Regions from separate parts of the Homo sapiens genome. Here region 1 is linked to region 2. Evidence: chromatin contacts called from ENCODE Hi-C or POLR2A ChIA-PET data. All regions are on one chromosome and are shown on one strand. The core of a region is the stretch at or near the end of the contact, and the rest is flanking DNA. Distances in the headings are between cores, read along the strand shown.

Evidence for each region. Hi-C counts contacts between places; a loop is a spot of excess contacts on that map. ChIA-PET counts read pairs that join two places held with the same protein, here RNA polymerase II (POLR2A). Pooled maps may share reads with other maps.
Region 1: a pooled map shows a loop between it and region 2 (2.1-fold over the local background). The contact joins two enhancer-like sites. A Hi-C loop is called at or near these places in 13 of 168 maps with a recorded cell type or tissue (Calu3, HCT116, MCF 10A and 10 more) and 14 of 50 pooled maps. POLR2A ChIA-PET finds 5 or more read pairs at or near these places in 2 of 52 experiments (MCF 10A and Panc1).

The regions. Positions count from the first base shown.
Region 1 is chr10:3,748,383-3,751,082 of GRCh38, reverse strand. LOC105376360 (a long non-coding RNA gene) reads right to left here. Exons shown (of 2, transcript NR_131187.1): 2 at 319-2,395. Among named protein-coding and RNA genes, the nearest start is that of KLF6, 35 kb to the left of the region's middle. Within about 2 kb of position 1,267, at least 25 of the 41 ENCODE cell types and tissues checked have a DNase peak (open chromatin) inside an H3K27ac peak, as active enhancers do; they include endothelial cell of umbilical vein, where a contact is called at or near this core.
Region 2 is chr10:3,451,809-3,454,508 of GRCh38, reverse strand. All of the region lies in intron 3 of LINC02669 (long intergenic non-protein coding RNA 2669), which reads left to right. The region is part of intron 1 of LOC105376360 (a long non-coding RNA gene); the gene reads right to left. LOC124902538 (a long non-coding RNA gene) reads right to left here. Exons shown (of 2, transcript XR_007062362.1): 1 at 1,820-2,700. Among named protein-coding and RNA genes, the nearest start is that of LINC02669, 50 kb to the left of the region's middle. RefSeq lists an enhancer at 1,610-2,247. Within about 2 kb of position 1,373, at least 4 of the 41 ENCODE cell types and tissues checked have a DNase peak (open chromatin) inside an H3K27ac peak, as active enhancers do; they include endothelial cell of umbilical vein, where a contact is called at or near this core.

The DNA.
Region 1 (2,700 bases), core at 18-2,517, 300 kb before region 2:
CTGTGTCCTGCAGCCGGGAATCCTGGCGGGAGGCAGAGGCCTCTGATACGCTTCTGATGGGTGGGTGGGAGGTCCGTGTGTGCGTGCATGCGTGCATGTGTGTGTGAGAGAGACAGGAATGTGCCTTCTTTATCAGAAGCCATTTCCTATGTTCAAATGTGATTTCTCTATTTATCTACAATCTCAACTAGAAGCATAGAAAGAATTCTCACTCATGTTTAGGGGGAAAGAAGTCCAGCTGTGTCTATGAAAGCATTCATATTATCTCTCCCCCACCCCTTCAATATCTTGCCCAAAGCATTAGACATTCACTGTAGGTTTAGGCTAAAAACTTTATTCTATTTAGCTGAGCGTTTCCAATATGTTAATAGGAATATGAGAGAAGCGACACGCTTGAAAACATCACAGTTAATTCCTCCATTGCAAGATACAGTGATTGATTGATAGATGATGGATAGCTAGACATAGGCAGACAGATGGATACAGAAGCATAATAACATAAGTGGAAAATGGTCAGAAGTAGCAAAAGTTAAGGGGAAAATTGCCTTGAATTTCCCCACTGAGCTACCTTTGGCAGTGTCTAGGAGCCCCAGGAAGCGCTCAGCACACATGTATTAATCAAGTATGCCTTAAACATTCAAGCCTGGACACACAAAGCAATTTCAGCTTTTTTGTGAAATAAATATCAGGTATTAAAAACATACTTGGACACAGAACTGTTTTCAGTCCTCGGACAAAGGCCAAATAATCTGAGATGTGCACTGGGAAAAAAAGAAAGGCAGGCTTTCAGTTTCCTTTGGCATGAATCCAATTTGTGCAAAGTGCTGAGCCTCCACATCCTGGGAGAAGCCTCAGCCTAAAGCCCTCCTGGGGCCACGCTGGTTCCCTTCCCTGATGGCTGGACCCGGGTCGTCTCAGGGGCTTCCCAGCTGGGCTGCAGGGTCAGCTGTCAGCCATAAGTGGGCCCTTTGCTTCAATTGTCTCTGATGTCGCTAAGCTGCTGCAGAACCGGAGACAGATACAATGTCAGACTCCGTCTTAAACCCCAAGGACTGTGTCAGGGCCACTGTCATTTCATTCCTGTCTTTCAAATATCTTTACAAATGTAATTAATGGGGAATCAGCTGTCAAATCCATCTTTTAATAATCAAATCTTAGGTGGCAAGATTCGATTTTGCTTTGGGTTTCCTGATGGTTCAGAATGTGTTCCACGCAGCTCCCTCCCTTCTCAGCCAGTTCCCCGACCAGCTCGGGGGAACAACTATTTTTAGATCCAGGCAAGCCCCGGAGTGTCAGACGGTGAATTATTAGCTGTGACTTCAAAAACAGTCACGGAGATACTTTCGAAACCTCTGATTTCTCCATAGCATGTGGACTTGAATTTATATCCTGCCTTTACAGCCCAGATTCCTGTGGTGTAGAGAGAGGCAGGCCGTCAATGCAGCCCACATCTGATGTTCCTGGGCTTATTATTATTATTATTATTATTATTATTTTTTGAGATGGAGTCTTGCTCTGTCTCCCAGGCTGGAGGGTAGTGGTGTGATCTCGGCTCACTGCAACCTCCACCTCCCGGGTTCAAATGATTCTCCTGCCTCAGCCTCCCAAGTAGCTGGGATTACAGGCGCTCGCCCCCACACCCAACTAATTTTTGTACTTTTAGTAGGGACAGGATTTCACCATATTGGTCAGGCTGGTCTTGAACTCCTGACCTCAGCTGATCCACCCACCTTGGCCTCCCAAAGTGCTGAGATGACAGGCGTGAGCCACTGAGCCTGGCCTAGGTCTTATCAAAGCTCTGAAACTACTCCTGGGGTCACACTGGTGATGCACAGTGTCCTTAGATCACGTGCCTGCATTCAGAAGCAGCCCTTGTGCTCTGCACACCCCACTGGGGACCTTCACAGACGCTTCACCTGGCACACACAGCCAAGGACAGGGCAGCACTCAGAGCTACTCCACCAAGCCCGAAACCTACTTGCTCTACCTTTTGCTCTTTCCTTTATATTTTTTTTCATAATGTGGAGGTCAGACGGAGGCAGCATATTAACTCTTAGCACTGACCTGAATGTTCTACTTGAGCAGGTCTAGGAAAGCAAGGTCTGTAAAATGCCTGCTCGCGATTGTTGAGTACGATGTTTCACAAAACTGGAGAATATCAACACAGTGCCATTCCAAACTCCTTATTTTATAGAAAATAAATGGAGGCCTGGAGATGGTAAAGGACTTTCAGCAGGGTTATGACAAAACCATAAACCTGATGATGCCTGAAGTGTCCAGACTTCCAAATTCATGCGGTTTGGAGAATGTTCTGCCTGACAGCAGCAGGGAGTTGTAAGCAGGTTCAGCGTCATCCAGAAATGCTTGTGTCAGACCACCGCTTCCACAGAGGGTTCTGCAGAGATAAAAGTAGACAAGATGGCGAGGAAAAGGTTAAACACTCCCATTCTCTAGGATTGCCTGGCATAATTCTTTGTGCTCATGGATGTCATCGTCAAGATTCGCGACTGTGGGCAGGAATGTGCAGGTGGGGGAGTCAGCACCAATGAATCCTATTAATTCATGCCAGCCAGTCACTTCTGCTTTCAGGAAAAGATTCAGATTTCCCCAGTCTTAGGAACATTAAAAAAAAAAAAAAAAAAAAAGAAAAGAAAAGAAAAAAAAAGAAACAGCTTTTGGTTTTTTTTTTTTTTTTTTTTT
Region 2 (2,700 bases), core at 124-2,623:
CCCAGATACTCGGGAGGCTGAGGCACGAGAATCGCTTGAACCTGGGAGGCGGAGGTTGCAGTGAGCCAAGATAGTGCCACTGCACTCCAGCCTGGGCAACAGAGTGAGACTCTGTCTCAAAAAAGTAAAAATAAAATAAAATAAAACAACCGCTGGAAGGCCTGGTGCTGTGAGTGGCACCGTCGTTGCAAGGACCACACTTGGGCCTGTTTCTGCCGCTTGGTCATGAGACAGAACAGAATCCATTGGGGATGTTATGGAGAAGGACAACGTGGCTAAACTGAAGGAAGAATTTTCTCTTTTTTTCTTTTTCTTTCTTTCTTTTTTTTTTTTTTTTTTAGAGACGGAGTTTCTCTCCTATAGCCCAGGCTGGAGTGCAATGGCATGATCTCGGCTCACTGCAACCTCTGCCTCCCGGGTTCAAGAGATTCTTCCGCCTCAGCCTCCCAAGTAGCTGGGATTATGGGTGCCCGCCACCACGCCCTGCTAATTTTTGTATCTTTAATAAAGACAGGGTTTCACTATGTTGGTCAGGCTGATCTTGAACTCCTGACCTCATGACCTGCCCGCCTCGGCCTCCCAAAGTGCTGATATTACAGGCATGAGCCACCAAGCCCAGCTGAATTTTCTATTAACCCTGACTGAGCAGCAATAAATAGGCCACCAGTAATAGAGAACATCAGGTTAGCTGAATGGACAGCTGTCAGCAGCAGAAAGAAGGTTTTTAATTGAGGAGGAAGTTAAATTACATTCACTTAAAGGTTACATTCAGTTCTGATATTTTGATGCATGTTTTACAAAATATTGTATTCTACGGCAAGAGTTATTGCTCTCTACACTTTCCTTGGGAGGAATTACATCATGGTCCACTGTCCCCAAGAAAAACCCTTGAGGAGATACAGGCTTCAGAGTTCTTCTTTTCTTTTTCAATCTTCAAAATATGGTATATTCACCATATTTTTCCACAGGACCCTAAGCAGGGCTAGAGCAGTCATCTATTTGTAAAATACGTTAATACTTCTGTACTAATTGTATACATATTCAGAATAAAGGACTTAGAAAGCTTGTCATCAATATTGTATAAATCTGCTCACTTTTTGCTGCCATATGTATTTTGGTGTCAGTTCTACAAATATGACTTTGTTTTCAGACTTTTCCTGATTTTAGAATTTGCACATGAGAAATCATATCTTAGATTTTAGAATCAGCCATTACCAAGGTTTAACTCTGGCCCCATCTGCTAAAAGACATGTCCTTGAGCAAACGATTTCATCAGTTTCTCTTTAGCATGTTACGATGGGGGTTAGAAAAGGCTGAGCGGCATGTCCCTGTGTGATAGTACATTCCAAACCTATGACTGGAAATAAAAAGCGTTGTATTTTCACTGAGGTCAGAGAAAAACATCAGAGCTTACTAGAAGATGCGTGCCCTCCTTCCTAGAGTAAAAGCTCTTTGAAGTAGCATTTGTATGTTTTTGTGTTTGCAGCCAGTACTCTATACTCTAATTTTCTAAAATTAAATTGAATTACAGTGAGGAAAGAGAAATTCGGTGAAGAGATGAAAAGACTCCTGAGTCATTCTGAAGGCTTCTCTGGAAGGAAGCCCTAGAATTCACTTTTGCAGTGCTTTCAGAAGAGGATGAAATCAGCCCCTTCCAGCCTCAATCGTCCTGCCCCACAGAAGGCCTTGGGGATAATAGCCCTGAGGTCCCTTCTTTTCCTGTATTCTTAAGAATTCACAGTTCTTTTTGGAGAGGAAGATGGCAAATTAATAATAATAATGATAGTAATGTAACAATAATAATAAAACAAAGACCTACCTTAGAGTTGTCAATTAAACAGTACCAATATATAGCTCAGGTAGTTTGTGTTTGATAAGATGATTCACTTTGCACCAGGTTTGAGAATATCCTGTTGTACTTCTTTGCAAATTCTTTTCTGAAACAGGATGTTTTCATTGTCTTACAATTGCTGCTATAGAAAAGAAAGGCCCTGATTTGAAATAGGCTGGTAACCCCTACTGGGAGAAAGCAGTAGTCCCTGTGTCAAAGCCTTTCCTCAAAACGAAAGTCATGTTGCTTTTGGGATGAATTCCGGGGGCTGAAGGCCTGCTGTAGCTCCCTGTAAATCAGACTTCCTGGCTAGATTAAGCACTCAACAATGCTGAACAGACCGCAAATGTTATTGCAAGCAAAATCCTATTTTAATCTGCCCTCCTGACTCTTGGAATGTTAAATTCAACTGCAACTTGGAAAGTTCCATCCCTTTGATCTCCCATCGAAGTGGGCTTATTTTTGAAGTAAAAGCTGCTTACTTTGGGATTTGACGTCTTTAAAAGTACTTTTTTTAAGTCAAATACGTTAAGCATCCTCTCTGATTCATGAAAAGGCAGTTTTTCTTTCCCTTGGGATGCTGTATTTATATGAAGGCATGGGAGGCAGGGAAGAACAATGTGGAATGTGTGAGTTTGTAAGATGTTCACATTCCCAAAATAAATGGGATCTGCTGCTTTAAGGGTAGTAGGCAGTGTGGGTAGGTGCCCGGTGCAATTGACCTCCTTGCTAGAAAATCACAGATCATTAGCACTGGCAGTGACTCTGTTATGTTTACAACCCATTGCAAAACAGCAGTGAAAACAAAGCAGTGTGGGTGAAACACAGAATCTATCATCTATCACGCTTTGCCTAGTAAAGCTCTGTAA